Linked DNA regions of Homo sapiens: region 2 is linked to region 1. A link is an interaction called in ENCODE POLR2A ChIA-PET data of the cell type or tissue named here. Cell type or tissue: Panc1. All regions are shown on one strand. Links, peaks and the distances in the headings refer to the core of each region. The heading gives the core; the rest is flanking DNA.

Region 1 (16,448 bases), core at 4,319-8,318:
ATCATGATAGGGTTATTGTGAGGATAAAATGAGGAGCTACAAGTAGAGCACATGGAACAGTGTCTGGTAAAATATAAATGATCCAAAGGCATAAGCAGGTCTTATCCATCCACCTGTGGATAACATAATGTTGAACTACAAACAGGATCCCATCTCTTAACTTTGAGATGGGTCTAGTGATAGCTGTGACAAAGAGACAGAGGAACAGCCACCTCCTGCTCTAATATGCTCTATCTTTTTTTCCCTCCCTTTAACACATTAAAATTTGGGTCTTTGAAGGCACTCTTGAAGTTGGTGCTGTTTTTGAAATAAAAATGAAAGCAGTCTCCTAAGAATAGGGGCTTCATGCTTGCAATGTATGGTGAATAGGGCCCACAGACATATACAGGTGCACAGAATGTTTTTAAAAGTGTGAATTGAGGTAGAAAGACCATATGATCTGCTGTTTGCCATTGACCTACCATCTTCTCTTGGGTTGTGTCTGGCCCACCTCTGATCTTGATTTCACTTTCTCCTGTAGGCATTAGGATCTGTGATCCCTGCCTTAAAGAGTAGTTACTCTGGAACTCCTTCTTTCACTCTGTTTTTCCCTTCCTCCTGCCCCATCACCCCTATTATTGTGCCTATGGCAAATGTCTCTACAAAAAGACAATAGAAGAATTCAGGTAATGTCACCTAATGTCATTTCTGAGCACAGATAAAATTTGGAAATGTAGGACTCCTATTACCTTTTTAGAGCTATGTCATGTATGTTCGAATGTTGAAGGTTTTGAAAATTCATGTGATAAAACAAAACAGCAAAACCGAACCAAAAACCAAAAAAACCCTTCTTAACTTTGCTTACCCTACCATCTCCCCAATTTAATTGACCACAAAATGCTTTGATTTTTCTTAATATCTTCAGTGTCAATTTTCTATAAAATTAGTTTTATAGATTATACATTTTAGGAAACTTCGCGTTAAAAATGGAACTGCCAGCTACAGAGGGTTAAAACTGGGCACTTTGGATATGAACTGCTTTTATGTTGATTTGTATTGGTCATTTATGTGTGGCTGGGCTGTCTAAAAATAAATATGCAATGTTAAGTTATCTAAAAATATGACTGAGCATACTTAATATTGAGGACAAGAACAAGACTGCTAGGCTACAAGCTAAAGTATCACAATGTTAATTAGAAGACCTAGGAAATTGTAGGCAGAAAAATTAAGAAAAAATTACCGTCTCCAACAGGGTGCTGCAATTTTGTTAGTGATTTGGTTCATTTTCACATCCAGCTTATGACCTCTCTCCTAAAATCAGGCAAAGGTATAATGTATTTAGCTGTCACTTATTAAATGTGTACCATGTATTCATCATGAGTCTGGAGCTCTGCTTACATCCTCATTAAAAGAACTCCAGAATAGGTATCACCCTTCTCGGTTTACATTGAGGGAAATGAGGCTCAGAGAGATCATGTAACCTATCCAAAGTCACACAGCTGTCTTAAGTCTGTGTCTTTCCAGAATGACTGCACTTCCATTATAATTATTTATTTATTTATTTTAATTGAGATGGAGTCTTGCTTTGTGGCCCAGACTGGAGTGCGAAGGTGTGATCTCAGCTCACTGCAACCTCTGCCTCCCAGGTTCAGGTGATTCTCCTGCCTCAGCCTCCTGAGTAGCTAGGATTACGGGCTCCCGCCACCATGCTAGTTTTTGTATTTTTATTAGAGACGGGGTTTCACCATGTTGGCCAGGGTGGTCTTGAACTCCTGATCTGAAGTGATCCACCCACCTCAACCTCCCAAAGTGCTGGGATTACAGGTGTGAGCCACTGTGCCCGGCCTCTGTTATAATTATTTTAAATTGTCTCCGGTTCTGTAGTGAATGATGCAGTCGTTTAACTGGGAGCAGTAGACCTATTTTTTTTAAGCTTTTATTTTAGGCTTAGGGTTACATGTGCAGGTTTGTTATACAGGTAAACTCGTGTCATGGGGGTTTGTTGTACAGATTATTCCATCACCCAGCTATTAAGCCTAGTACCCAAAAGTTTTTTTTTTTTTTGAGAAGTAGAACTTAAGGCACTCTTTCATTTTCCTTCTCTGTCTGCAAAGTCAGCCACAACCTAAGGCATGGCCACTTCTCTGCTGGCTTGATCATTGGGGACTGATGTTGCAGTGCAGGCCAAAGGTGCTATGCTGTCCATCTGTAGAACACTGCACAGGTCGGAGCCAGGGTCCTAGGCAGTCAAGCTGGCCTAAGTGGTGGGCTGTAGGTGCCTAGGACTCAGACCTGTGGGATGTGAAGAGGGACTGGAATGTTCCTTCTCTAGTGCCTCTGTTTTCTCAATTTCTGATCTCTCCTTTGGGAACCTAGGGAATGTGAGAAATAAAGGAAAAACCAGATGACAGGCAGTGAGAAGTCCTAAGAGAGGATATTTTGGAGAATCTCTGTCCTCTTGGAAGATGAGAAATTAAGGCCAAGACTTCCAAAAAGTCCTGGAAGGCTGCTTCCATAACTCTTTGACCTATCGATGCCTCTATCTCCAAAGTCATGTTCATTTATTTTTCTTTTCTTTCTCTGTCTTTTACCTTCTGGTAAATTTTGGGAAAGAAAATTTTCATTTTTATGCAGCATACTATAGCATCATTTCCAAATGAACTTATCCAGTCCATCTGTTAATTTAAACTTTGACACTAAAATAACCTATCTTGGAAAATAATGTGCCAAGAAAAATAAAGTGATTTTTTTTCATCGATCAGCATTTCATTAAGGATGGAGTTTAAAAATGTGTCTGTGAGTGTGTGAGTTTGTGTAATTACTGCAATTCTAGGTTTTATGGCTAACTTGATGTGTGCTTTGGTATTTAACCCCTGTGGATCAGTTTCTCCAGCTATGAAAACAGTTCCAAAGTCTGGTGAAAATAATTAAAAAATATTAAGTATCAACCAAAATTTTACTGAAGCCAGTCCATTTAAAGCCAATATACCAAACAATTTACTAATTGTAGTGTATGTAAGGGGACATTATATTAGAAAGTACTTCAGTGTGTGGTTCTTATTAACTACTGCCTTGTCCAAATATGATTAAGTACTTTATTCTATTCCAATAGGAATGATTTAATAATCAACTTAGGCATCTTTTATTTGGTGAGTCCAAAAGTAAATTAGACCATTTAAAAATGGCTACAAAATTTAACAGTTTAAGAGGGAATATATAGGTCTTATGGCATTGAAAAGGGATAGAATGTTTGGAGAGTTTGATTAGAATCAATGTAACTATTATACATGACTAACATATTTAGAAATATGATTAAGATAGTTGTATTAAAATGCTTTCCAATAATTTTGCACTGGCCAGGGTTTGAGCTTTCTTTCTTTCTTTTTTTTTTTTTTTTTACATCATTAGAGCCTAAACATAATTACTATTAAACTATGTCCAAAACATGTAGAAGAAATAGCAATAACTCTGGGTTAACCTTGGTTAGCTGATGAAGAGTTATTAAAAAAAAAAAAAAAAGAACACAGACAAACTCTGACCAGCCAAGGGTCGCACTCAGAAAGTTGGCAGTGATGCAAACTGCTTAGGACTTTCAGTTTGTTGACTTATTAGAAACATTCCTGCCTTTACTTACAAAATCCAGTGAAATTCAACCAAACTATTCCCGAGAGGCAATTGCAAACTAACCTCTAGAAAAAAGCTGTCAGACCTGATAAAATCATCTGCAAACTTTCATGCTTATGTTGAAGGAACTTTCAAGGAGTGTATAACCTGAATTAGAAAAGACATCTTTTTAAAGCTTTCCCTGAAGTGTCTGGTCCATCTGTTGTGGGCTGAGCTCCCTGTGTTGGAGCTGTTATCAGGTTCTGTCAGCTCTCCTATTGCTACTGTTAACAAATGGATTTGTCTCCCCAAAGTTAAGAACAACCAGATGTTTCCTTTGTTGTTCTGTATTCCAATGGCAGGTCAAAAATATGTTTAAACATCACTGGTGAAATTGAGATTTAGAAATAATCTTATTAATCTGATCAATGAGGTCATATGATTTAGGGCCATTTCAAGATTTAAACTGAATTTCATTATTTGGCCATGTACATGTATTGGATTACCCCCAAATTAATTTTTTTTTTGGTAAATGTAAACCTATGTTTTATGGGAATCATAATTTGTATGGAAGCAGCTATAAATATGGAATAAAATATTTAAACATGTCAGATCTTGTGATTCATCAATTAATTTCTTAACCAAATGTTTATTGAGCCCCTACCATGCACCTGGGAAGTGTTAGTGTCTGGGACTACAAAGATGAATGAGATGTGGTCCTTAACATTGAGGAGCTCACAACTAGCACAGAAGACAGACATGTAAATCAGCAGACCTGGTACAGCATGGCACATGCTATCCACTGTTAGGAGAATGTTATGGACTGACTTTGGGGATTGGGAGAAGGTGAGGAAACAAGGAGGACACCACAAAGAAGGTCATGTTTGAGTCAAATCCTATGGGATGAGAAGGAGTTTGTCAGGCAACTGTATTTGCAAGGGGAGGAAGGCACACAGACTCCTGTGTTGACATAATCCTATAATCAGGGTTTTACAAATAGTTTAAAATAGTTGGGGCACAGTGCATTTGGGATTAGGACAGGAGAGGGGCTAAAAATGTAGGTGGGGGTCAGAATATATATGAGGGGTCTTTCATATCACACCAAGAAAGATGTATATGATAGGTGATACGGAGTCACTAAAATAATTTAAGTAAAATAAGCAGAATTTTACATTTTAGAAAGATTCATGTGGTTTAATGGAAGGTTTGGAGCAGGGCGAGATTGGAGGCAGGGTGGCAAGAGAGAGGAGCACTTCATTAATGCGGGAAAGCAAAGAGGAAAGCTTGATAGAAGGCAGAGACTGCTGGGACACAGGGCAGTGAGGAAGGTCAGATGGACACTTAGGGTGTGGAATACACAGGATCACTTAGAGGTAGTGGTAACTGAGCAGTACTCAGAAAGATTGCTTTTTGTATACACGGAAAGAAATGTCATGATGTACACCATAAATATATATACCATTTTTATTTGTTAGTTATGCATTAATAAAGCTGAGGGATAAAAGATTGCTTTTTGTTTGTTTTATTTATTTGTTTTTGTTTAATGGAAGCCTGGGACACTATGATGCATTCATTTTGTACTTGTTGCATTTGAGGTGAGATATTTACTTGCGCCTGCCTACAATGAGCTGCTGGTGATCTGGCGGTTAAGTCAAAATACCAATCAATGTGCCAGATTGTTCTATTGTCTACTTGGTTATGTTTGGGACTATGTTTTTCAGACTCTCCCTTTCTACATAATTTCAGATTGGAGTTGGTCCAAAGGGAAGTTGTGAGTTCTGGGAGGCAGAAGGAAAGCAGCTGCCATGTTCTGAAGGTTATCAGCACCTGTTGGTGATAGAAACAGACACAGAGGTGTTAGCAGGTTCCTGTTTGTCCTCGCACCCCCCTCCCTCCTGATGGTGACCTTGTCCCAGGTCTTCTACCAGGCCTTCTACCAGATGCTTTGCTGAGAATTCACAGAGGCCGTAGACCTGAAGAACCAACAACCTTCCATAGGCTTTGAGGTCCCACTCCGGCAGCAGGACGTGCTGGCTCCCAGGAATCACTGTAAGTTCTGAGTCGTCTGTGGCTTTTCTCTACCGTTTTAACTCCACTTTTCAGAATTTTACCTTCCCTGCTCTTCCCACAATTGTGCAAGTTCCAATTCCTATAATAAATTTCTACTTCCATATCATGCATAGTGGTTTTTCTTCCCTGGTCGAATCTTTTTAAAGTGACAGCCAAAGTGTATTTTTAAACAAAATCCCTTAAACACATATTTTATACCCAAAACCTTCATTACTTGAAATTGTTTTGATTTTGACAGTCTGATTTTTTCCCTGACTTTCGGATAGTGATCACTAGTGCGGAATGATGATCTTAATATGTCCACACATGAGCAATTATCAGGAGAGCTAAAAAAAAAAAAAAACCTCAAGAAAATTCAACATTAGGTTCTTATGCTGTTGAAAGAAGTTGTGTGTGTGTATGAATGTTTTAATATATTCCAGTGTTCTAGAACTATCTAGGCTAGAGAGCCAGGCATGAAAGATTGCAGATGCCTCAGAGATAGGGAAGGAGGACCAGGGCAGACAGTGGCAGGAAAAGAGGTTTCCTCCTGCTGGCAGATGGTGTCCTTCTAGGGGAGGAGTGCATAGACTCTTGTAGAAAGAGCGGCTGTGGAACAGAGGTCCTGATGCTACTGGCTCAATGACGATCCCTCCGTAACCAAATCAAACATGGAACTGAGTAGGGGATACTGCCCAGACCCTAGAATAAGCGATTGGGTTGCTCATCTGGGTCCACTCCCACTCTGGAGAGAGGGTGGAGTTTAAGTCCAAGGCTGGTAATGAAAAGGTGTCAAACTTGTTGTTGGTATTAGGAAATGAGATTTGACCTAGAAAGGTGTGTGCTCTGGTGGTTCTTTCTTGTTTTTGTTTTGCTTTTTGCCTGCCTTCCAAAACCAGTGAAGGAGAAGCTGGGTGTTTCCTAGCCCAAGAAGAGAGGCAGTGTTGCAGCTTTGCAGGCAAAGGCAAAGGCATCGGCCTTGTCAGTCTCTTCCGTGGAGATGGCCTTCCTTCTTAAATATTTGCATGGCACACCCTGATTCCTCCTTCAGGGTCCAAGCCTAACCCTGGAAAGCTTCCACCACTGGTCCTCTCCCTGGGGAGGCTGACAGGTTGCCTCATCTGTTTTCCCACTGGCACTTCATATTCCTAATTTAGCCTATCTCACAGTGTATTACAATTAGCCATTTAAGTGGCAGCATAATCCAATAGTATATTAATTTGTGAAGTTTTTTTTTTCTCACTTCTACTTCGTGGATCAGAAAGCAGAAGGCAAAGAAAATGAGAAGCGCTGTCACTGAAGGCAGGGTGAAGTAGGAGGTCTCCCATCTCCTTTGGAGTATTGGGTATTCGGAAGGGACTGCCGTGCTGCAGATGCAAGCTGACCCAGCTCCGCATTTGCGTGGTTAGGCAGGGCACCAGAAATTACACCCTTTCAATCAGTTTGCCTGTAAACCTTGATATCTATGTATACACAAAGTTTTTGAAATTCATAAGCAAGTCTAGAAATTGGACTGTGTCCTCTGCAGACACTCTGCAGGCATATCAGGACCTGGAGGCTGTGCTCAGGGAGGAGAGCCTTCATGTGCATGGCTTGTAGATTTGCTCAGCCTCCCACTGGTTAGTTTTCTGAGGTAAACCCCCTTTATGGGCCTGATGACCCCCTGACCTTTGCTGGGTAATTAATAATCTTCTCCTTCTCCTGGGAGACAAATAGGATTAACAAACTGTGACAGTGTCTGTTATTCTTAAGGAAGTCACACTTAGCTCAGTGTCTCCTCCCAAAGGGTATATTATATATCTTACACAAAAGCAAAGTCATGCAAAATGTGCAAAATTCTTGTGACAAGTTTCTTTGTCCAGATAACATGCTCTCTAGCTGTTTTCTACTAGACAATTTAAAGGTATTCACCATTTAGTTTCTCAAATGAGGCAAGAAAATTGGGATTGGATACATCCATTAAACCTGTCGCAGATGAGGTAAAGCATGTGATTGGAGGATGCCGGTAAACCTATCTCACGGGTCTGAGGGAGGAGAGTTGTTGCCTGGATGTCACCCAGGACTTAAGTATACCTCTCCCCTTGGAGGGTTTGCTGATCATTCTCAGGGCCTTTGGCTCTAGGAGAGGGACCATCCCTTTTGCCACCCTGAGACCAAGTCAGCCATGCCTGCTAGGGCTCTTGGACTGCCCAGGCAGACAAGACTTCACATCAGCCTGTGATTGCCCTTTGGGATTCTGCAATTACTTTCTCATAATGAAAAGAAGCTAAACAAGCCTGACCTAAGAAGGATCCCTAATTTTCACAGTACTCTAAAACATGTAGCAAGGGCTTGGTTTTTGAAGGGCAGCATAATCTTTCTGGAGGAATGTTTATACTTAATGGCTGCGAAATCATATGGTCATTCCAGGTACAGGGAACAGCAAGTGCAAAGGCCTTGAGACAGGACCATGTCTGGCATCTTTGAGGATCATAAAAGAGGCCAGCATGGACAAAGAAAATAAGTGAGGGAACCAGTTTCAAATATATTTGTCATAATTATTCTAAATAAGTCAGGAGGTCTTTATTTAGTAAATGATCTTTGATAAGAGAAGTAGAAAAAAACATCATGGTAAATTCAATAATTTTTCTTTCTTGCTCTGAAAATTACCTATTTTAGCTCTAGCTCTGAAAATTTGCTAGTTAACTTACTAGGTAACTTCTGGCAAGTTACTTAACCTGTGGGCTTTTATTTCCTGCATGTAAAATGAATAATTTGGCACATGTAATATTTCATACCATATTTGGCTTTAAAAGCTGATCTTGCATTGGGTTATCTTAATACTAATTAGTACTTCCATTAGAAGGCTTGGGTCAGAGGAAGTCAAACTTAAATCAGTAAATACTGGTGCTCCTTCAACGTCTCTAGAAGGGTTGGTTAGAAGAGACTCATACCTCTAATGTTCATCTATAGATCCTAAAGTTCTTCCATGTTTATTATACTCATAGAGAAAAAGATCACAGGCTTTACCCAGGTAATGTGGTTCCCATTTGACAAAAATAAGTGAGGTTTTAATATAGCTGTGGTCATCTCAAGTGAATAATTAATACAACTTTTGGAGCTTTTAATGTACAATTATATGGCATAGCTTACCAAAAGTTGAATGAGCACTCTTAGCAATAAAGAGTTTATGGAACAACTTCTTAAAAATCATTCAACTTCAAATATACTACAGGGCTATAATAATCAAAATGGCATGGTACTTGTACAAAAACAGACACATAGACAAAGAGGACAGAATAGAGAGACCAGAAATAATGCCACACACCTACAATCATCTGATCTTCGACAAAGATGACAAAAACAAGTAATGGGGAAAAGGAGTCCCTATTCAATAAATGGTGCTGGGATAACTGGCTAGCCATATGCAGAAGATTGAAACTGAATCCCTTCCTTAAACCTTATACAAAAATTAACTCAAGATGGATTAGACTTAAATGTAAAACCTAAAACTATAAAAACCCAGGAAGATAACCTGGGAAATACCATTCTGGACATAGGAACCGGCAAAGATTTCATGGCAAAGATGCCAAAAGCAATTGCTACAAAAACAAAACATGACAAATGGTATCTAATTTAACTAAAAAGCTTCTGCACAGCAAAAGAAACTATCAACAGAGTAAATAGACAACCTATCAAATGAGATAAAATATTTGCAAACTATACTTTTGACAGAGGTCTAATGTCCAGAATATATAAGGAATTAAACAAATTTACAAGCAAAAGAAGAAAAAAACCCAACAATTCCATTAAAAAGTGGGTAAAGGACATGAACAGACACTCTTCAAAAGAAGACATACATGCAGCCCACGTGTGAAAAACTTTCAGCACCATTAATTATTAGAGAAATGGAAATCAAAACCACAATGAGATATCATCTCAGACCAGTCAGAATGGCTATTACTAAAGAATAAAAAAATAACAGATGCTGGCAAGGTTGCAGAGAAAAGAGAACACTTATACACTGCTGGCAGAAGTGTAAGTTCAGCCATTGTGGAAAGCAGTGTGGTGATTCCTCAAAGAACTTAAAACAGAATTATCATTTGACCTGGAAATCCCATTATTGGGTATAAACCCAAAGGACAATAAATTATTTTACCATAAAGACACATGCATGCATATGTTCATTGCAGCACTATTCACAATTACAAAAATATGCAATCAAACTACATGCCCATAAATGGTAGACAGTATAAAGAAAATATGATATATATAACACCATGGAATACTATGCAGCCATAAAAAAGAATGAGATCATGTCCTTTGCAGCAACATGGATGGAGGTGGAGACCATTATCTTTAACAAACTAACACAGGAACAGAAAACCAAATACTGCATGTTCTCACTTCTAAGTGGGAGCTAAATAGCAAGAACACATGGACAGAAAGAGGAGAACAGACACTGGGGCCTACTTGAGGGTGGAGGGTAGGAGGAGGGACTGGATCACAAGAAATACCTATTGAGTACTAGGCTTATTACCTGGGTGATGAAATAATCTGTACACCAAATTCCATGACACTAGTTTACCTATATAACAAACCTGCACATGTACCCCTGAACCTAAAATAAAAGTTAAAAGAAGAAATAGAATAAAATCCACTCTCAGGAGTTTGTGTCCAACACCTCTGATGGATATGTTGCAAGCTGAAACAAAGAATAGCATTTACCTTAACTTATTATCTTTCCATTCTTATCTTCTATTACTTGGCACTCTGCTTTCTACCTATGCTACTCAGTGTGTTTTAGACTTTTATGTGTCCTCTGCCTTTTCTTTCTGTTACTTGGAATTCTTCCACTACTACCCCCAACTCCCACGTAACCAGACTTTAGTTGTCAAAATCATACCCATACATCAAGATCCATACCAAATATTTCCTTACTCATGTAACTTTTCCTGATTCTCCCAAGAAACTCAATCTTCTTCTTTAAAACTCATAACATGCTATTTGTTCTTTTTCAGCTATGCCTATTTTATTCTCTTGGAAATATACCACCCCCCTTCTTTTTTTTACATTGCAAGCTTCTTGAGGGCAGGAACCACATCTTGCTCATTTTCATACCTCCTACTATAGGAGGTATGAAACAGCTAAAAACAGTAGCTGTTTTTAAAATGAATTTCATATAATAAATCTGTAGACAAAGGTCCGTAGTCTTATTAAAAAACAAACAAAACCTTTCTAATGTATATAGGAAAATGCATATATGCATTTTTCTTTAAAATACTTGCAATACTGGATGAAGCTATTTTCCACATTATCATAGATGACTATCATCCTTTCTATTTCATCTGTATTATTAGCAAAGAGACTTGCCACATTTATCACATTTTGATGACCAGAATTATTTTCTTTGTGTAAGTCATTAAAGTTAAATTTGATATTCCTTTGGAAAAGTCCTCCCACTGGACCCTCTACAACCAAACAACATAACCCAGAAGGTTAGGCTATTAGCTTTGAAATGGCTTTGATTAGCTAGCTGGCTTACAATCCTCTCTAATGTTTTGAGCATGTCAGTCCACAAGAAAGGGTGAGCCAGGTGGAAGGAAGGCACAGTTTTTCTCTTTATGAGCCTTGCCGGGATAAATGTCCTAGGAGAAATTTTCCAAAAATTTATTTTAAGTTTCTTGTGATTTTAAAAAACCAGAAGTTTTAAAAGAGTTTTTAGAATGTTGTCCTATATTAATTGCCCTTATTAAAGGGGTATAAAATGTCTATTTAAGAAGATTTTTGGAAAGATTACAGATGAAAGTCTGAGCTAAAAGTCATTGGTTCATATTTCATTACTCCTTATGCTGGTTGTCATCAGTAAACCTTACACTGGACACTTGTCCATTCCTATGAAAATAACACTCTTGCCTTTATTTCTATTTTTTAGCTTCCATTAAACCAAGGCTTAGACCTCAGTCTTTTTTAGACAAAGATCAGATTACCAGAATAAATGTAATGTTAGCAGCTAAATTGAGTTTATCTGCCTCTATAAGAGGCCACGGTTATATCTCCTGGTTTATTTGGAAAATTCCTTTGAACATATGAAATGCATATAATGAATTTCTCCAATTAATAACAGCAATGTAAAAAACCTTGGGATTTTAGATATTGTTGATATGTTTCATATTATATAAAAAAGTTAGCTGTTTGAATAGTTCATTCACATCAATTGTGTATCTTACCATCATCTTTATTATTTATTCATCACAATAACTCCAAGTTAGGTTCAGAAAATACACACAATATACATTAATATATAATTTCATTATTTTCTTCAAAGAAATCTGATATGTGCTTTCCTTTCCTGACACGTGGATTGAATAACTTTTTTTAAGCAGCTGCTTTTTTCATATTTAATCTTGAAACAAACTGCATCAAGCTTGGTGTTAAAAGTCTATCTGATGAAAATCTTTCCAATTTTATTATTATCTTTAGATTTATAGCTAGATGACACATCAGTCATTTGTAAGTTGAAGTAGCATTTCAAAATAAGGCTTTCTTTTTGTTTTAGTAAAATGGCTTTCCTTGTATTGAACATAGGATAATAATAATTTAGCAGTCTAAAAGCAGCTAAATACTCAGTTTTCAGATTAACATTGAATTTCTGGTACTGCCTGTTTGATGTTTTTATATAGCTGAAACCAAGGAAGCTCCATATTGCTCCACCGTAATGTTCATCTGGCTTCCTGCCATGTAAATGGATGTATTAATACTCAGTTCTTGAGAGTATTGTGAAGTTCAGTTAATTAACGTTTATAAAAGCTTCTTGAGATTTTCTGCTGAAAGATGTTACATGAGTTAAAGTTGAGTAAAAAGCAAACATGTAGAGCACTCTAGAAATTGTTGCTTGCAAAAGATAAAATTGCCCTGACTATCTATTTGCCATTTCTGAATCAATGACTTCTGGTTTCTTTAATTTATTACAGTGTTTTATGGCTAGTACCTAATGATGACTTAAAGGTGTTATCTCTTTTCATAGTGCAGAAGCCTTTAGGAAATTTTGATCAGAGAGGTTTACGTAAAGGATTTGTCTAGTGCTTATTCAGGCAGAACGTTCAAATCAAGGGTCTCGTAAAAGTAAAATATTAGTTGGAAGATTCACTGTTGCTCCCAAGTGAGTTCATCTTGCAGTGGACACTCTAGTTGTTCTCTAGCATCTAATGTCCATTTCTGTCTTATAGCAATAGAATGTCTAATTTTTTGCTGGGCACATGGCCATTCTGAAAAAGTCTACATTGTCCACCTTCCTTGCAGTTGAGTGTGGTCTGTGGTAACTGAGTTCTGATCAATAGGATTCAAGCAGAATTGGTTTGCGAAACTTCTAGGCCTCATCCTTAAAGGGAGGCTATGCCCTTCTTTCATCCTACTGCTTTGAAGGTAGATGTGGTGACAAGCCACCTTAAATATATTGGTAGGAAAAACAACCTGAGGATGGAGGAGCAACCAGACAAAAGGAGTTGAGTTCCCGAACAACTCACAGAACAGAGCTGCCATACCAGCCCTGTATTGCTTACCTGTGAAAGTGTTTAAGACACTATTATTTTGAATCTTGGTTATATACCACTGACTCTATCCTAACTTATGCCTATCAACAGGAAAAAAAGAAGCAATTCAGTTTTCAGATTTAATATCAAATTGCTCACTCATGGACCAAGTCTAATTGAAAATCAACCATAAATTTTATTTATGTGCTGGGTACATTAAAAAGTTTTGATTTAGGGGTGTAACTCCTCAGGCAGAAATGGATAAAGAAAAATTTCTTTAGTTGCATTTCAAACAGTCTAGAGAGCTCTAGTTTGAAATGACTTTGTCCTCTGAAAGCCCTAAAACTTTATAAAAATAGTAAAAATGCAGAAAAATATTTTGACTAAAATTATAAAATTTTAATATATTAGACAGATAAAGCATCCTGACCGACCATTGTACTCTGCCCTACTCTAACTCATTCCTGTCCTTATCAGCTGAATGTCTTAGTGGCAGTAACTGATTTCTTTAAATGATAAGACCCAACAGAGCTAACAGTACATGTTTGTTTTTGTTTTTAAAGGTGACCACTATTCTAAATTCCTTATGTGTTCAGAATTTATTCAGAGCTCAGGAAGGTGATACTACTGTAACAGATGCTCTTCAGGTATAGTTTTCATTTGCTTATTAAATATTTTTTGGTTTTATGTAAGTGGAGAATATACCTTTTACAATTTTTTGGTCAAGGATTTACATCAATGGTTCTATGCATGCAGCTAGACAAACTACAAAGTCAAACATGAATAATAAATACATTGCTGGCTTATTGCACCAAATAAAGAAAAGTTGCATGTTCGTGATGATACTTAAATTCTTCACAATTTGTGACCACTAGAAATTAATCTATTTATAAAGCATTAAGGCATTATTAATTTCTTCTACTGAAAGTAATTACTTTGGTTATCTATTGCTGTGTATCAAACCCTCTCAAAACTTAATGGCTTGAAACCATAATAATTATTTATTTCCTCACAAATCTGAAATTTGGGCAGTTTTAAGAGGGGGCAGCTCATTTCTGCTCCAAAAGACATCAGCTAGTTCAGCTCAACGAGGCTGGAGGATCTACTTCTAAAATGGCTCACTACAGTGGCTGTGAGTTGGTGCTAGCTCTGAGCTGGGATATAAACTAGTGGCTTTTGTTTATTTCCCACAATGCACTGGAGCTTCTTCCCAACATGGCAGCTAATTTCCAAGAATATATATTTGAAAAGACAGAAACAGGAAGCTGCCAGTCTTTTAAGACCTGGGCCTGAAAACTGGCACAACACCATTTCTGCCATGTTCTGTTGGTCAAGCAGTGGCAGACCTCACCTAGATCCAAGAAAAGAGGACATAAAACTCACCTTTTGATGAGAACAGTGTCAAAAATTTGTGTCTATCTTTAATCCACTTCAGTATTACACATTTTCCAACTAATATTGAAGACATAATAACAGAAAGAAAAGTAGTTAGAAAAATGAGCAGTAGCAGTCACTCTTCTTACGATTAAGTGATAGAACACCCCCCAAAAGAAGTAATAGAATGGTTTGATGATTGTTTTAGAAATATTTGAAAACTTCTATTCCTGCGGTTCTCACCTTTTTGGACTCATGGCATCCAGTTTAGTAGCAATTTTTTTTTTGACAGTATATATCAGACACTGGTTGCCTATCCAGTATTCACTCTCTCCTTCTTTCTTACTGGGAGAGCTTTGAAGTTATTTATATCAGCAATGTGCATAGGAAAAAATTCTCACGTCCCTGCATTCCTTTGCATCTAAGGATTGCCATAGGACACAGTTTTGGGCAATTCATCTTGTAAACAGAAATCATTAGGTACAGATTCTAGGAAAACACTTTAAGAGGACAAACTCAGGTGTGTTGTTGTTCTTCATTCTTCCTCTGTCGTCTTGTCTGGATTTCTAATGTGGTGTCTATGGTGCAGCAGTCTTGTGATTAACAAGTGATCACAAGGAAGAAAGCAACATGTCCAGAATCAATATGAGGAAAGGTAGAAGGCTGGGTTCTTGATGGTCTTGTGGAATTGTCATAGCAGTCTTATACTGTCTATTCTAGATTTCTTGAAACATGATAATCCTGTATGTGGTTAAACTACAGGAATTTGGTTTCTGTTGCATAAAGTCAAATTAAGTTTTTAACTGAATTACTGTTCTAAAAAAGCAATAATTATAATCATGACCAGAGATTAAATATATATTATAGTAGTTGTAAGAGCATCTGCAGATTCTCCTCTGTTCACTATGTTTCTATAAGAATAGAGCTGGTACTTCTCTGACTGCCCTCTCTTCTATATTCATGAGGCAACGTTTTGGCATGTTCAGTAAGTGTGGGCTCTTTGTGCCAGCAGGATGTTACAACATGTTTCTTACCTCTACCTGTAGCATATTGAGTCCTGCTCTATAATGGGCAACGTGGTCCATTTAGCTCAACATTTTATCTAACAGACAGTACTACACATGGTTATACCAAAAATATATAAAAATAGAGTAGTTTACCAATGAAGTGCTTGCAGTGTATCAGTGATGGACCATTGTTATAACCCACGAAGTATGATTTTGACTAAGTTTTGAAAATATTTTATACTACATGGTTTTAACAGCTGCACCCAAGGGGTAGAGTTGTGTCAGTAAATGAAACATATATTCTGAGGAAATGATATGGATCTGGCTGCTTTAATGGAGACCACATAACAGTGGCTTAAACATAACACAGAGTTCCTTTTTCTCTCATGTAAAAGTCTGAGTTGGGACGTGGTCAGGGTGAGTTGAGGTGAGTGGATGAGTCAGTAGCTAGGCAGCTGTAGTTCACCAGGAAACCCAGATTCCTTCTATGTCATTGCTAGGCCATTGCCTAGACTTGATTATGTCCTTATCCACACGGTGAAAGCTGGCTCACAGCACCATGTTCTCATTCTAGAGTTTGGGAATAGAGAAATAAGCAATGATCAAGTAGCTTCCCATAAGAACGTGATCCAGAACTTGTCTACATTCTTTTTGCCTACATCTCATTGACCACTTGTTAACAGGCCATAATCACCTATTAGGAAATGCCTTTATTAGGAAATGTCTCTAGTTGGGACCCCATGTGCCGAGCTAAAAATGGGAAGGTTCTATCACTAAACGAGAAGGGGAAAATGATGCTAGGTAATAATTGGCTGCCTCTTTCACAATGAGTATCTCATCCACCTTCAGAGGAGGGATGGTGTGTCATGCTGATGCTGTCATGTTTCTTGGCCCTTATAAGATATGTCAGACTCAACCATTGTTC
Region 2 (16,448 bases), core at 8,338-12,337, 160 kb after region 1:
TATCTCATTGACCACACCAAAAAGGTATTGGTGAACAGCAAGAGTTGAGGTGGCACCAATCTATTAACTTCATAAAAAGAACAATTTCTTAGGGGCTGCTTCAAAGTAGCCCAAACCTATCCTGCATTTTGGAGAGTCCCATGCCCTGCAGACTTCATTGCAGACTTCAGGGATTTTCCTTTCCAATTCTGAATATTTCTTCAACTCTAAGAACCGTAAAATCATGGAAATCAATAGATCCCTAGCTCATCACACATCATAGAGCCTGGTCTACATCTGATCTGCCCCAGATTAATGCTTATCATTGCCAAAGTTCTTCCAGGAAAATTGTTTTACAATCTTCTATTTGCCATTTTCCCTTGTTTGAACATACTGATGGTCACAGTTTTTTGTGTTTGTGTGTGCCTAGTCAAATAAGATTGTTGCTTAGGATAACCCCACATAGGATTTCTTTTCCTCAGAAAAAAAAAAAAATAGTCTTTGTTTTTTTTTTTTTTTTTTTTGAGACGGAGTCTCGCTCTGTCACCCAGGCTGGAGTGCAGTGGCGCGATCTTGGCTCACTGCAAGCTCCGCCTCCTGGGTTCACGCCATTCTCCTGCCTCAGCCTTCCGAGTAGCTGGGACTACAGGCGCCTGCCACCACGCCCGGCTAATTTCTTTTTGTATTTTTAGTACAGACGGGGTTTCACGGTTTTGGCCAGGAAGGTCTCGATCTCCTGACCTCGTGATCCGCCCACCTCGGCCTCCCAAAGTGCTGGGATTACAGGCTTGAGCCACCGTGCCCGGCCAAAAAAATAGTTTTAATAAAAATCAGTTTACACAGTTATTTTTTTTCCTAGGACCCTTCAATCACTTCCAGGACAAATAATACCAACAATGCTGATACTTTTTTAGCAATCTAATTTTAAAAATTGTAATAATCATAGGATTTTCCTCGTCTAAATAAAATGTATATTAATGATTCAGTTGATTGCTCACTTGGTTATTCTATATGATAACAAATTATTTTTTGGTGTTTTATTTCCAGTGCTTTCATCATGCCCCTCACTCCACCCATCCCATCCCCTGCGTGGCCCCTGCACATACAACATGTGAAATTGATTGAATAGACAAGAAATTCTGTGGGGATCTTTTCATCTTGTTTATGTTACCTAACCCTGAATAATGTGTGCTATTCCTATGTCTGCCCCAAAAAGGCTACAGATAACTGGAGAGAAAGGGTTGGTTGCATCTTATGCTTCTTTTTATGTATTCTAGTGTCATGATTTCCCATTTTTTCAATCTAATTCTTGACTTTGATACTGATCAGTTTACCACTGTCACTTTGTGAGAAAATATGTAGAAACTGGGTGCGATGGTATGCACCTGAAGTCCTAGAAACTGGGGAGGCTGAAGAGGGAGGATCACTTGAACCTAGGAGATTGCACTACTGCACTCCAGCCTGGGTGATAGAACAAGACCCTGTCTCTAAAAAATAAAATAAATAAAATTTATAATGAGCAAATTATTCAATAGGAGAAAATAAATTCATATATGGTTTTCCCTGGGATCTCCAAGACAAAGTAACTGACAATAAAATTGGATAACATAAAAGGATGTACAAACTGACAAGAAATTTCCGACAAAATGAAGAAAATACAAAATAAGGATTCTGTCTAGAAAACAATATGTTTAGTCCAAACTGAAATTATTGCTGTAATTATTAATATTTTACATGTCAGGATGTTTAGCATTGAGAAGAAAAATCATCACTGGGCTTTTGATACATATTAGGGAAGTCTGTGTGAAGGAATAAAATGCTACAAAATTTACAAAAAATGAGAATAATGGCATTTGGGAACTATTTTTCTGACTTTAGCTGGAGTGTAAGGTCTAGAGCTCAGATCCTAAGGAGAAAGAAAGGGTGTGCCCTGAAAAGCGGCATACAGGGCTGGGGGAGGGGTTCAGGGATTAGATGGAGGCCGAGTGAGGAGGTTACATGAAGCCCAGGTGCTAGCTTGGGACAGCTCTTACAACTGAGGACATGAAACTGCCTCCATTGATGGGAGAATGGAAAAAAAGGTGCTTCTCAGAGTAGGAAAGGTGGATGAATGAAAAAAGAAGATTTTGGCTGGAAGCCATAAGAACAGCCATGGACACATTCTTTCAGGAAATAGAAAATCATCTCTACAGTGATTAGGAGTGTGGGCTCTGATGTCAGGCTCTCTTGGCTCACATCCTGACTGTGGTCTAGGGCAAATTCTTTAACTTCACAGCATCAGTTTCATTATCTGAAAAATGGGAATGACAGTAACATTCCCATCGTAGGGTTATTGTACTGATTAAGTAAATGCCCAGAAGATTATAAGTGCTCGACAAATCTAAATACTCCTGTTATTGTTTGTACTGAGATCAGAGGTCTCCCAGCCATATAATACATAAAGAATTTCAACCAGTTTCCTCCTCAGTAAAATAAGCGTGGTGGTTATTCCTCACCACTTGCCTCCCTGCGATGTGGAGTGTGCATCCCTGAAACTTTCCAAATGACTCCTTGTTTCACTGCCCTAGTTAGCTGAGACAGCAGTTGGCTGGAACCGATGTGCCAGTCAGTTAGAGAAACAGGTCCTGCATACTGCCCTTCTCTCCCCTTTTGTTACTGGTTGGTGCTCGGTGACAAGTGACTGGGAGGCAGGAAAGAAAAGAATGCTCCAAAGATGACCTGCTGCTCTCACCTCTTCCTGATCCATTTATGTCTGAGAGAAATATTTGCCCTTGGCTACGTGCTGTTTCCCACTCTGAGTCATGTCTCTTCCTTTCTCTCATCATCCTACACCCCTACCTTTTCCTATAAAGGCAAAATGATTTCTCCAGTCACACAGCTGAGCTGAATGACCTAATACGTCCAAGCACAGGCAGATAGGTGTCCCTGTCCTATTTTTGGTTAATTGTTGAAGTGGTGTCCTCTGATTTCTCTGACTGCAGCATGGTCTTTCTTTGCCGCAGACATGCCGCAACAGTCAACAGCACAGAGAGGCAAGGCGAAAGAAGACACAGATAGATGGTCACAAGTTACAGTTTCATTTTCATTTTCAGTTGCACGCTTCGGCATTGTCTTTAGGGCACATGGTTCCAGCAGAGCCCTCATGCCCACTCCTAGGGTCCTATTCATTCAGTAAGACAAAAGCAACTTTCCTTTGTGGATAAAAAGAAAAGTCTTTAGCTGACTTCAATTTCCTCCACTCCTGTTCAGATTCCATGCCCCTTTCACTAGGGATTTGGGTTGTCCAAAAGCGAAACTGGGAAGGCTGAAGGCCATGTGATTGGAGCCTCTTGTTTCCCTTTGTCACAGCTTTCTCTTTGGTGACATCTCTTTTAATCAGTGTATGGTGCTCTCATATTGTGCTCAGAGCTCTTATGCTTGGTTCCCATATGTAGTTTTCAACACTCCTTTCTCAGATCACTTGTTCACCTAAAGTAAATAGATGACTGCTAATAGATTGAAATGTTACCCCACTCAAGGGTGTGTTTCACTTAAAAAAGTATCAAGATGTCAAGTTCCAATGGCAGCATTTCAGGTACAATCCAAAGCAAGAAACTGGAGAGTGGGCACAGAAATGTCTTAAAAATTTAGCAAGGGGTGCTTTATTTTGCTCATTTTGCTATTTTGGGGTGAATAGGGAGAAGAAATTGGGATGGTTAAATTATAGTTGCCAAACTTATTTTTATTCCTAAAAAATATAAACTGACTATCTAGTATACCTGTATCCTTTACTCCTCCTCTGTCAACTTCTTCCCCTGTCTTCCCTGCACACATACACAACTTGAAGGGAAGAAGTGTACCAAATCCTGATTTGTGATAAATTACATTCATTGTGGTAATTTTTCTTTGCAGCTCTACTTACTATTTTTTTAAGTTTCTTAAAGTAACATGTAACCCTGTAAAAATTCTGTAAGCACTTGTTATCTTAAACAAACATTCTAAAATGATAAAGTTGCAAGCTAGAAAAACTAAGCTATTATTTGTTTGATTTCTCCATTATGTTATTTAATTTGTCCTGGGATTCAGATGAGACAATGTGTTTTCTAAAATGTAAAACCCAAAGAAACAATCTTTCAGTGTTATAAATTTCAAAGTGAGGAATAGAATAGTAGATGAAATAGCAACATTCTAGAAAGCATGAAAGTGTGTTTCCAGACAAGTTTCTAAATGCTAGGGCTTTCTACCCCTGAAGAATTAAAAGTAAATTTTAGATACGAGAATGGAGACTAAAGGCAGGCATTACCCCAATCGATAAAATATAAAATGGTTTATATACGTTTTTGTTTTCTCAACTTAATGATTCATGAGTGAGAAAATGGTGGGAAGGAAATTTTTATTAGAATCAGTACATTTCAAATCCCTTTTGTAAAGAAGAAATTATGAAGTTTTGTGCAATTCCCACTCTCAGTTCTGCAATTATCCCAAGCTTTCTCCAGTTATTTATTTACATAATCATTCATACAGAAAATATTGATGGAACTCATTAAGCACTGGGCACCATTTCAGAATCCCAGCAAACGTGAAGTGATGTTTTTGGTTCTCAAATACCTAACTAGCAGTCTAATGGTATTAGTTAACAGGGTTACTTTTACAACGTGACAGGTGATAATAGGAATTTGTACAACATTTTAGATGTAGACACAGAAGAGGCACTTAATGTGGAAGAGTTTTGGAAACAGATAAGAGTGAGGCAGGCATGAGAAGAAAAACAATGCTGGCATGGGTACACAGGAGTAGCACGGGTTGTTCAGTAAAGCTACAGAAGAGTTGCTAACGATGACAACGGGTTGATGGCGAAGGCCTTGCATATGCTGCTCAAGAACTTGGAATATTATTCTCAGGGCAATCACATACAATTGATAGTTTTAAGCAAGGAAATGACAGGGTAGTCTTGGTATAATCACGTTTTTTTTAAGAGAAAAATGGATTGGTGATCATATTGAAGGCAGGAAGTGAGGTCAGTTAGGAGGCTGTGGCAAATAGCCAGGCAAAAGAGAAAGATGGCAGTGATTATGGGGCATAGCAGTGATTTTGACAGAAAATCTTAAAATGAAATAGAGTCATTCCTCGGTACCCTTGAGGGATTGGTTCTAGAATTCCCCTGCAGATATAAAAATCCTTGCATACTTAAATCCCGTCATCCCTGCAGAACCCAAGGAGGTGAAAAGTCAGCCCTCCTTGTCTGAGGGTTTTGCATCTTGCAATACTCTATTTTGGATCCAGTTTGATGGTGGATGAGGAACCTGTGGATACGGAAGGCTAACTGTATTTACTGAAAAAAAATCTGAGTATAAGTGGACTGAGCAGTTCAACCCCATGTTGTTAAAGGTTCAATCGCAAATTCTAATTAAGATATAATTTTTTTCAGAAATTCATAATAATAAAGACTTAGCATTGATAAAAATCTTAGGATCTCTGTTTTAATGAATTGAGGCCAAATACAGTCTCACAATCAATAGAAGGGTGAAAAGTACATGCATTAATTATTGTATTTATAGCACACCTATCCTGTAATTGATTGAAAATTCACTGATTTAAAAAAATATTTTTGGACTGGACAGCTAGGTTGGTTTTCATATACATAGCCAAGTTTTCATCCTGCTGAAGTCACAGAAAACAATGAGATAGGAAGCTCCTGAGAGACCATTTAGTTCAATTCTTTCATTAACGATAAGAAAACTGAGAACCCAAGATTAAACCCTTTGCATGAAGGGATACACCTCAATAACGGCAATGCTGAGACTGGAATCCAGTTGCCTGACTTCTAGGGCAGGGCTTTTTTCACTACACTCCAACAACTTTCCAAGAGAGGCATCAAAATAAATTAATGGGATGTGGATGACTATCAAAAAGATGAATTTTTAAAAGTTCCTGAAAACTATAAAGAACATTTTAAAAAGCCAAGCACCTGCTTTATTATTATAGGTTGGTCGTTTTTCCAGATGAACTGACAAGAAAATGTATGCCAACATCAGCAACTACTCTTCACATACTCACTTTCCAAAAATAATTTTGGACTCTAGTCTAGCTTCATGGTACAGGTATCCAAGTGCCTGTGATTTATATTGTTACTTTCTTATTTTAAAAATTGGAAACAAATTTCAGTTTATTTAGGATTAGCAAGAAGAGACTATAAAAAAGAAGAAGTATGGTGGGTGTGTGAACAGGCTATTTTATACTATTCATCAAATGATAGAACATTTATATGGAACCTCTTTAAGTGCTGGAAAACAAAGAATTCAACTACTAATGTAATAATTTTTAAAAATACATTCCCAAATAAGCAATAACTAATGTATTTATTATCTATTTTGAGTTTTTAATAAGGTAAAAATAAGTATGAAAGATTCCATATTTACTGTAATAAAAGCAATACACACATTTGTAGGCTTTTAGAAAATTTATTATGAATTCCGAGAAGTCTGCTCATCATATACCTCCCCCAGCCCCAAATAAAACAAACAACATGTTTGTACATAAAGCCTGGATTTACTTGGTACAAAATTTGAGTCTTTGAAAAAAATAGTTAATGGAAAATCTCAATAAAAATTCATTTTGAAAGTAACCAGTACTGTTCAGAAATAAGGAAGTCATGTTACTTGAGAAGTCAAACAGTTTTATTACAGAACTATGTGTATATATTTTGGGTTTAAAACTTGCCAATAGCTGTTTGAAAGGATAGCTCATAATTTATTCAAATAGATATTTTATTAATCAAATGTTTTTGGTTTATCAACATAACCAAATGTATAAAAAATGTTTTTAAATACAAGACATAACTATAAAGTCATGAGGCTGATTGACCTTTTAAACTAACATAATAAAATCTATATGGTCAAAATGAGTGGTGATGCTTTAAGGTAATGATTATGCGTCCCATCTAAGGATGCTGCAATGGCCTAGGGCAGTTTTGAAATGTCTCTTTGCAACTACCTTCAAAAGGATATGAGCTTCATAATTTAATCATTCATTTGATTTGGTCCCCAATATTATTCCAGTTCAATCATCATTTATATTCACCAGTCCTGGCGATTTTGAAAAATCTTATTAATCTTATTTGTCACTTATTAGCGTATTCAAAGGAATGTCAATTGAGGTTCTGATGGTAATTCTGAAATTTAAGCATTTACACACTTTTAAGATGTGTAAATTTTAGTAACTACTCACATTATAGACTTGTTTTTGGTATATGTCTATCATTTTGAAATAATGAGATTTTTCTTTTTTCTTTTTTTCTTTTTTTCTTTTTTTTTTTGAGACAGACTCTTGCTCTGTTGCCAGGCGGGAGTGCAGTGGCATGATTTTGGCTCACTGCAACCTCTGCCTCCCAGGTTCAAGCAATTCTCCTGCCTCAGCCTCCCAGGTAGCTGGGACTACAGGTGCATGCCACCATGCCCAACTAATTTTTTTGTATTTTTAGTAGAGACGGGGTATCACCATGTTGGCCAGGATGGTCTTGATCTCCTGACCTCATGATCCACCCGCCTTGGCCTCCCAAAGTGCTGGGATTACAGGGGTGAGCCACCATGCCCGGCCCAGAAATAATGAGATTTTTCAAAGCAACAGTGATTCATCACACTGAAATAGGACTCTACAGTTCAAAATGACAAGAATAACTTTATCCTGTGTTACATACCAATATTAGAGAAATCTTAAAAGTTTGTAGCTGTTAGTTTTTAGTTTATGCATGTAGTTCAGTAGCCCAAGTTGACAACTCCCCTGTCTCTCTACATGAATCACTGTAGTTGAAATTGTACTAAAGTATCAGAAGTAACATTTACTGTAAAATGTTAAATAGCACCAATATTACTTGAAAGTAAAGTGAGACATTAATAGGAATGCTGACACAGATTTAATTTCTAACTACTAGAGAGAAAGCATCTCCTAGACAAAATACTATTTAGATATGAATTATTTTAAGATCACAGCCAGAAAAATGTCATAAAACATTTTAGATTTTGCTTGGAAAAGTTAGAAAAGAAAGCTTTGTGTATCGCTCTTTTATCTTTTATTTCCAAAGAAGATGTACAAATGCTTACATAATCAGAACAGTGCAATCTTACCAATGAAGTTTACCTTGTGGGAGCTACATTTACTTATTTCATATATTAGTTCAACAACATAAATATAATAAAAATGCTTTTAAGCAATCTGATTAGAGCAACATTTATATTAACTACAAAATATACAGTAAAATGAAACATCTTGTTAAATAGGCCTGTAGGAAAACAATATTTTAAAGGAATACATTTTCATGAATCTACTTTCATATTTATTTGTTTTATTGTATCTTATAGTTACTATAATCGTTGTGTGCTTTTGTTACTGCAATTTCCAGGATCATTGTATATTCTCAGTATGCCAGTGACTATATATGTAAAGGTAATTTAAAAAGTATTACTCCCAGAGTAAAAACAGACAAACAAATAAGAAATCTCATTTTTAATGGGAAGTTGTGCATAAAACTATTGTAGTATTTTTATAGAAATGTCCCTTAATCATTATAAGTTCATCATTATAAAATGTATACTATTGTACTAAAGCAAAACTGTCTGCCTTTAAATCTAAGTGGTGTCAACTTACTGTATAATTCTGGTTACAAAGTTAGATATGAAATCTTTGGCTATTAATTAGAAAAGCATTATTTGAAAAGACCTGTCAATAAACATTTCTAAATGTGGTTGCTCATCTTAATAGTTTTCTTAATTAGAACAGCTAGGAAATGAACAGAACAGTGGTGCTTTTATGTTATAATAACAAAGAAGTATTACAGTATCCCAATCTCCAGACCTGGGGTCCAAGTATTCAATCCTGGCTCAGTTGCAGGCTGACAGAAGAGAAGCATCGTCCTACGCTCGTACACAATGGAGCAATGATAACATCTGTCACACTCTTCCATATTGTCTGCACTGAAGGCAGAACCATTAGGCAGGTCTTTACAAAAGGCATTAAAATCCTGGAAGGAAGGAAGAGAGATGTGTGAGGATTGTTGCTGTTACCAAATAAGGTCTGTCTTGTACATGTATGAAAAGATAAAATACTGACCCATTTACTTAAATTTGGTTGAGAGTTTGAAACAAATAAATGAACAATGATCACTGATAATGATTTGGGTTTTTTGTCCCCCTGACTCTCATTTTGAAATGTAGTCCCCAGTGTTGGAGGTGGGGCCGAGTGGGGATAATTGGATCACAGCGGGTAGATCCCTCATGAATGTCTTAGTGCCTGCCACCCTCTTGGTAACGTGAGTTCTCACTCAGTTAGTTTGCTTGAGATCTGATTAACTAAAAGAGTCTGGGACCTCCACATTCTCTCTCTTGCTCCCTTTCTTGCCATGTGACGTGCCTGCTCCTCCTTCTCCTTCCACTATAAGTGGAAGCTTCCTGAGGTCCTTGCCTAAAGTAGATGCTGGCACTGTGCTTCCTGTACAGCCCGCAGAACTGTGAGCAAAAATAAACCTCTTTTCTTTATAAATAACCTAGTCTCAGGTATTCCTTCATAGTAATGCAAATGGACTAAAGTGATAAGATGCACAAAAAATATGTTGCCTAAAAATATAGTCATGTAGATAATAAACACTAATATTCTTTCTACTGGTGGCATGCTATCTGAAACAGTAAAACAAAAATAAATAAAACCATGTCTTTATCTACCTGGTCTCTGCCAGTTAACATTAACCTGCTTAAGTCTTCACACTTCCCTGAGGGTTTACTTCCTGATAGCCTTTCCTGCTGCCTCAGTCTTCTTCCCTTTTCCTGGACCAGGCTAGATCGGATATTCCCTCATTGTATTTCTAAAGTACTGAAACAAACTTCTTAATTTTCACATGTATCAAAAGGTATTATAAATAGATGCTGTATTTCTGTCTTTCCTACTAGCGTTTAAGTTTTTTTAAACAGTGAGGACATCCTTGACCCTTAGTAAATGGTTGAGCTAACATAAATTTATCATTCTTTTATGCCTTATGTTATTAACTATGTTTTATATTTTTTAATTTTTTCACAGTAATCACACACACTGAAAAGGGCTGTATGGTATAGTTGAAAGAACCCTGCAAATGATGTTAGAACTTTTACACAAGAAAACTAGTCTATCCTGAAATTGTTATTTTTCATACACTTGTTCCTAACATAGCTGCATATCCTTATAGTCCTCAGGATGGTTAATTTTATATGTAATTTTCTAAATAATGTTCTCTGTTGTAGTAATGTCCTCTGAGCACAAAAGTAGTTGTGAGATTTTCAGGCACTGCTGGTAGCCTCAATGGAAGCTTTATTATTACCTGGGTGGGCATAAGGGAGTAGGCTGATTTTCTTGGTTTGCTATTAAAATATGACTTAAATGAGGGTCTGCTGTACTTAGCCCAAAATGAAGGAAATATTAGGCAGCTTTCTGATTGATTGATATATTTTTAGAATATAGAATTATTCACATTGACTGTCTCCACAAATTGTGTTTTATTTCAAGTGCTAAATACATGAAACACTTTTATATAATAAGAAAATTAATTACTAAGTGTTTCAGAGATAAATAGCTGAATAGAAACCTCAATGATGGCAACTTTAGACTTATTATTCTATTATATTTCTCACTTGATATGTGGTCTTGGGCATGTTGCTACAAATTAAAGTGACACCAGGAGATCTCTCAGAACTGGCTATGAGGATTGACATTTATTATGTACCCCTGAAATGCCTGTATGATGCTGTCATTATAATGTATAATAAATAGACCTATTTTGAAGGCAGAATATATAATGAAAATAACTATAACAAGATGACCTCAAATTGGCCTATTAAAAGGCTGAAGTTTAGATCAGAAAGTTTCCTAACCAAATCCACTTCACTTAGAATTCCTTCCTTCTTTCTTTCTTTCTCTTTCTTTCTTTTTCTTTCTCTTTCTTTCTTTCTTTCCTTTCTTTTCTTTTTTCTTTCTTCTTTTCTTTCTTTCTTTCCTTCTTTCTCTTTTTCTTTCTGTCTTCCTCCCTCCCTCCCTCCCTCCCTTCCTTCCTTCCTCCCTCCCTCCCTCCCTCCCTCCCTCTCTTTCTTTCTCTCTTTCTTCTCCCCTCCCCTCCTCTTCCCTTCCCTTCCTTCTTTCTTTTCAGGTTCTCACTCTATTGCCCAGGCTGGAGAGCAGTGAAGTGATCTCGGCTCACTGCAACCTTCGCCTCCCGGGTTCGAGTGATTCTCCTGCCTCAGCCTCCCTGAGTAGCTGGGATCATGGGCACTTGCTACTATGCTTGGCTAATTTTTGTATTTTTAGTAGAGACAGAGTTTCACCATGTTGGCCAGGCTGTTCTTGAACTCCTGACCTCAAGTGATCTGCCCAGCTTGGCCTCCCAAAGTGCTGGGATTACAGGCGAGAGCCACTGCTCCCAGCCAGAATACAATGTACTTTCTATTCTTCCTTAGGCTAACAAATTTTCTATCTCCGTGACTCCTTAGATCTCCATGTCCTAAAAGGGAATTTAGCACATGTCAAAAGTGAATCTTCTTGTTCAGCAAAGCAGTTACCCACATTCGAGGAGTTCAGTTTATAGGGTGTTGTTAACTCATTTGGATTTTATTTTTGTTTACTTGTGTTCCCTCATTTTGGAGCAGAGAATCTAATGATCCTCCGACATCAAACTTAAGTTGGGTTCTCAACATCACAAATAGTTTAGCTTCTGAAACTCCAGGCAGTTCTGATTGACCCAAAATTTGGTTGAGGCTGAATGTGGCCAATACTTCTTAAGTAAATCTTATAATATATATATATTATATATATTAATATATGTAAGGTTATATATTCCTTGGATAATATATATCCTTGGATAATAAGGCCATAGGATAGAGACTTTTATTTAGTGTTGTAGTAATTGTAGAGTCATGCAGACTGCATTCATAGCAATTTACTGTATGAAAACTGTCTTCTAGAAATGAGATTGCTACTATCGCATTTCCATCAGTTGGGCATTTGTTTGCTTTGCATTCCAGCAAAAATAAGGGATATGGGTGCTCCAGCCACATTTCTTTGGTTATGATCCACTTATGACCAATAACCTGTGCTTAACAAACAGCAGCTATCTCTGTCTGACTGTAGTATGGAATCCAACTAATTCACTGATTCCTAATGGCCCGTACTTCTGGTCTAGGATCCAACACCACCAGACTTCTGTGTTTTATTGTTGTTGATTGTTTGTTTAAAGGATCTAAAATCTGACCTGTTTTAATATTGTGACATGGTTCAAAGTTCCACTACTGCATATTTTCCTAGCTTTGGTCACCACTAACTTTTTGGTAAAAACAATACACAAGCCCCTGCTTTAAAAAATATATATAAAAAGAAAACAAAACAAAAAAAGCTTGCCCAAATGGGTTTGCAATTCTGTAAGGTCTGTCCTTGATCTGGTCTTATCATGTCATGGGAATGCAATCTATTAATGATAAACCTATTTTATCAAGGCATAGCTAACTTTTAAGCATTCTTGTTTGAAATTACTCCTCTACTTGCAATCACAGCTGCCTGGTGACAAATGTTTTACAGTTAAATATTAATGCCCCACATAAATATAGTTAAAAAAACAAGCTGAAGTTAAATAATATTAAATAATACATTTTATGTGGCTAAAAAAAGGTGCATTGATGATTCACCAATTGAAGCACTATACAAAAACACCTCCCATTCTCAGAAGAGCCAGCTGGAGAGAGGCATTGCTTGGTTAATTGTAGTTTTACTTATATCTTTCCACCACTTAGTAAATGAGAAACTTTTTTTTTTCAAATTCTTTCACAAAAGCTTTGGGAAGCCTAGCTTTGTTGACTATAAATATGGTACTTCACATTTCCAAATAGCTTCATAGTCAGCATTTCACAATATGCTATGCGGTCACTCAGTTTTTCACAGTTTTGAAAGTGAGAAAACTGACATAGAGGTTAGATGATTAGTTTTAGTTAATTGGGAATCCCAAATCTTATGTGCCAACTCAGGGATCTTAAAAAAAATTCAAGTGCAAATGTCAGAATATAACTATCCATTTGACCTTCATGAAGCTGATCATGTACTAAGGCAACATTTTCATTTCCCTGGCAATCTTGGCACCTTCAACATAGTTTAATTGTTTACAACCTTTAGTGATAAAATTAAATTGGTGTTCTTTGTGTATCCTTTACGTATTTGGTGAATTTTCATTTATCCTTTCAAAGTCTTTTTCGACTCCTTTCACTCTTCAAAGCCTTGTCTGTTCCTCCCTCTTTGTCAGTTGACTGTGTTTTCTCAGCGTCCATCTCTGTACCTAGCCAGCTGCCCTGATAAGGCTGTGAGTAAGCTGAAGGCAGACCCTATCTCTCATTCATCCTGGCCCAGTGCCCAGCACAAACTAAGCACTCAATCAATTTAAAGTTTGTTGAACTAACTAGCTAGCTAACTGACTAAATAAATTAAGATTCAGGTGGTATAGAGAAATAAAGGATAAATTGGTAACTTCTAACAATGAACACCGAGTATTTATCAGGGTGTGGCAATATCATAAAAGGTGTAAGAAAGACACGGAGGTACCTTGGGTTATACCTTTCACCAGGACTAACCTGAAGCACTAGCGTGACAACTGTTGTGATACTGGGGATGATCTGAATATTCTTCCTCTCAGATTAAAGTGGATATTTTCTAACACAACAACATTTATTGGTAAAATATGACATTTTCCATAAAAAATTTAAAAGATGCTTAAGAAAGTTCTCTACAGTTTAGGACACATTTTGAGTATGAATAGAGTTACTCAAAATATCCTATCAATATACAGTGGGCTTCCATATTTCTTTCCCCTTTAATTATATGCCACTTCCATTTGTGTTTCATCAGTGAAAAAGTAATTTGGAGGCCTTCTCATTCATTATCCCGCAGCTGGAGTTTTCATTCGTTTGTACTGGGGGGGACCCTCGCCTTAACTGCACACACCTCCCTTTCCTCTGGGTCCCATCCTTGCCATCTGCCAGGGGCAAAGTTGAAGCAGCCCCTCCACACTACTGCTTAACCAGGTCTGACATCCTCATCCAATTCTACTGTCAGCGGCATTCTGCTCAGAGATCACTTTTGTTTTACCCCAAGCACAGGCAGTGACTGAATAAAAGGCAATGAAAGAAAGAAGAGTCCTGCCCAGAACCGCAGGTACGAGTCACAACAGGGCCCCGAGAGCAGCCTGTGGTAAGAAGTGTGGCTTCCAGGTACCCGCCTCCACACTCAGCCCAGCCTTATGTATGCAAGGAAAATCACACCCCAGGAAAGACCGACATTCTTTCTCCTGTTGAAACTCCAAGCCCAAACTGTTATTCTAAAGGAAGCGCATTGCCTTTCAAGGCCTTCCAGTTCTTCCTACTGCTTGGGAACTGATGCGCGTTCCTCCTCCTGACGCCGGCCTGGGATAAGAGGAGAGTAGGGGGCAGGTGGCGGAGAATATGCCCATGTTTCAGAAAGCCGGTCCACCCGGTGTGCCCCGTCTCACCAGATGTGCAGACAGCTGAGGGTGGCAAAGAGAATTCCCGCAATGAAGGCCAGGGGAATGGCCAGGAACACCGTCAGGAACTTGTACATTACGTATTTGCTGATTTCAAAGAGGGCATGGCTGCAGATCCACACTTTGTCAAAGGAGTGCGTAGTCACCGGCTCTGCGATCACATCCTCGAAGCCCAGCTGAGGAGACAGGACGCAGGGACCCCGAACTGTCAGCCAACCTGACGCCCCGGGAACCGGGAGCGCTTTGGGCGGGGGAAGCAGGAGGGAAGGACGTGCCAGGGCGTCCGCCTCTTCTCTTAGGGTCACGGTGGGCGCACAGGAACCTGGCTAAGAATTCCTGGCTACGCGGGCGGCCTGGTGACGGGTGGGACCGGGGAAGGGTGCGGGTCTCAGACCCTGCGGGGCCGACCCGGTAGCAATGGTGGGACGGGTTAGGGCGGGGCTGAGGGGCGCCCGCACCTCCCGGCCTCAGCGGGGACTTGGGCCCGCCCGCCCCGGGCTTCACCTTGAGATGCGAGTTGAGCCGGTGGGGATCCCGGTCCTGGTCCGAGTCCGCGAACTTCTCGGGGTCGGCGTACTCGAGGCCGCTGTGGTGGCTGTAGGAGTCGTCGTCCATGAAGAGCTGTACGTCCGCCTTCTCCGTCTCCAGCCCCATCGCAGCCTTGGTGCGCGGCCGCTGCAGCCCGGCTGGCGCGGTGCGGCTCCCGGTCCGCGCGGCCTCCCCTTCCCGTAGCGCCCGGCCCCGCCCCCCCTCGCCTCGCCTAGCCCTGCGAGGCCCGGGCGGCGGCCGCTTCCCGCTGTGGGCTCCAGCTCCCAGCCCGGCCGTCCCGAGCCCCGCCCCGGCGCCCCGCCGCCCCTCCCCGCCCACCTCCCCCGCCGGGGCGCAGGGAACCGTCCCCACGAGTCACAGCCCGGGCCCTGCAGTGGGCGGCGACGCCGGCAGCTGGGACGAGGAGGGCCTCCTGGTCACCCTTCTGGGGGCCCGTACTGTCATGCCTCAGAGCTGGCAAGTCGTCCCAGGGAAGACAACGGCCTTCCTGGAGGGAGGGAACCTTGTGGTTAGGCGCATGGGGTGCGAAGCAGGTATGTGCTCACCTCCGGCTGTGTTTGCCTTGCGTGCTGCGGCTCATGGTGCTGGTATTGAGCCTCTGGGAACCTCAGCTGCCTCGTTGGCAAAATGGGGGCTGTGGCATCTGTTTCAGGGGTGTCCGTGAGAATTAAATGTTAATTTCACATAAAATTCTAACACACATGGCCCATGGCCCGTAACACACAGTGATAAACTTCCAATCAACGTTGTTGCTGCTGTCGTGAGAGGTAAGGAGCCACAATGTACCTGAGTGCTAGGTACCTGAGTGCTAGGTGACCTGCAAGTGCATGTGGAGTTGGGTAGGCGAACGCCCTGGCCCTAGAGTTTGTGCCTTCAGATCTGAGGTGTGAGGGGAGATCTGATTTTTTTTTTTTTTTTTTTTTTACTTCCTAAACTACACCGTGTGTGTGTGTGTGTGTGTGTTTGTGTGTGTGTGGCAGAGTTTCGCTCTTGTTGCCCAGGCTGGAGTGCAATGGCACGATCTCGGCTCATCGCAACCTCTGCCTCCCGGGTTCAAGCGATTCTCCTGCCTCAGCCTCCCGAGTAGCTGGGATTACAGGCATGCACCACCACGCCTGGCTAATTTTGTATTTTTAGCAGAGACGGGGTTTCCCCATGTTGGTCAGGCTGGTTTCGAACTCCCAACCTCAGGTGATCCGCCCGCCTCGGCCTCCCAAAGTGCTGGGATTGCAGGCGTGAGCCACCGCGCCCGACCTCCACCTTTTAATTTTCTTGTGAACCAGACTGTCTTGAAAGATTCAGGAACTTCTAAGATGCAGTCACATCTGTGATTATCTTGCAGGCAGCACGGAAACAGAACCCTAACACAAAGCCACATTGCAATGGATGA

What was found. ChIA-PET counts read pairs that join two places held together with the same protein. Peaks named below come from ENCODE experiments on the same cell type or tissue, not always from the same donor. Only the 100,000 strongest peaks of a DNase experiment are listed, where the experiment ranks them.
Region 2: POLR2A ChIA-PET joins it to region 1 with 7 read pairs; 2 of 35 experiments call an interaction of 5 or more read pairs at or near these places.

What each region holds. Positions count from the first base shown.
Region 1 is chr7:116,652,922-116,669,369 of GRCh38, reverse strand. COMETT (cytosolic oncogenic antisense to MET transcript) reads left to right here. Exons shown (of 5, transcript NR_165033.1): 2 at 5,329-5,631. Among named protein-coding and RNA genes, the nearest start is that of MET, 11 kb to the left of the region's middle. In Panc1, for the core only: no CTCF peak of the experiment used is centred there; no DNase peak of the experiment used is centred there.
Region 2 is chr7:116,498,497-116,514,944 of GRCh38, reverse strand. CAV2 (caveolin 2) reads right to left here and starts at 15,207. Exons shown (of 3, transcript NM_001233.5): 1 at 15,014-15,207; 2 at 14,498-14,685; 3 at 6,404-8,974. The coding sequence starts at 15,163. The coding sequence ends at 8,824. CAV2-DT (CAV2 divergent transcript) reads left to right here and starts at 15,429. Exons shown (of 3, transcript NR_188012.1): 1 at 15,429-15,591. RefSeq lists enhancers at 2,702-2,751, 2,762-3,141, 15,505-15,644, 15,691-16,192 and silencers at 13,156-13,450, 15,235-15,324. In Panc1, for the core only: no CTCF peak of the experiment used is centred there; no DNase peak of the experiment used is centred there; H3K4me3 peaks cover 815 bases; H3K27ac peaks cover 3,915 bases.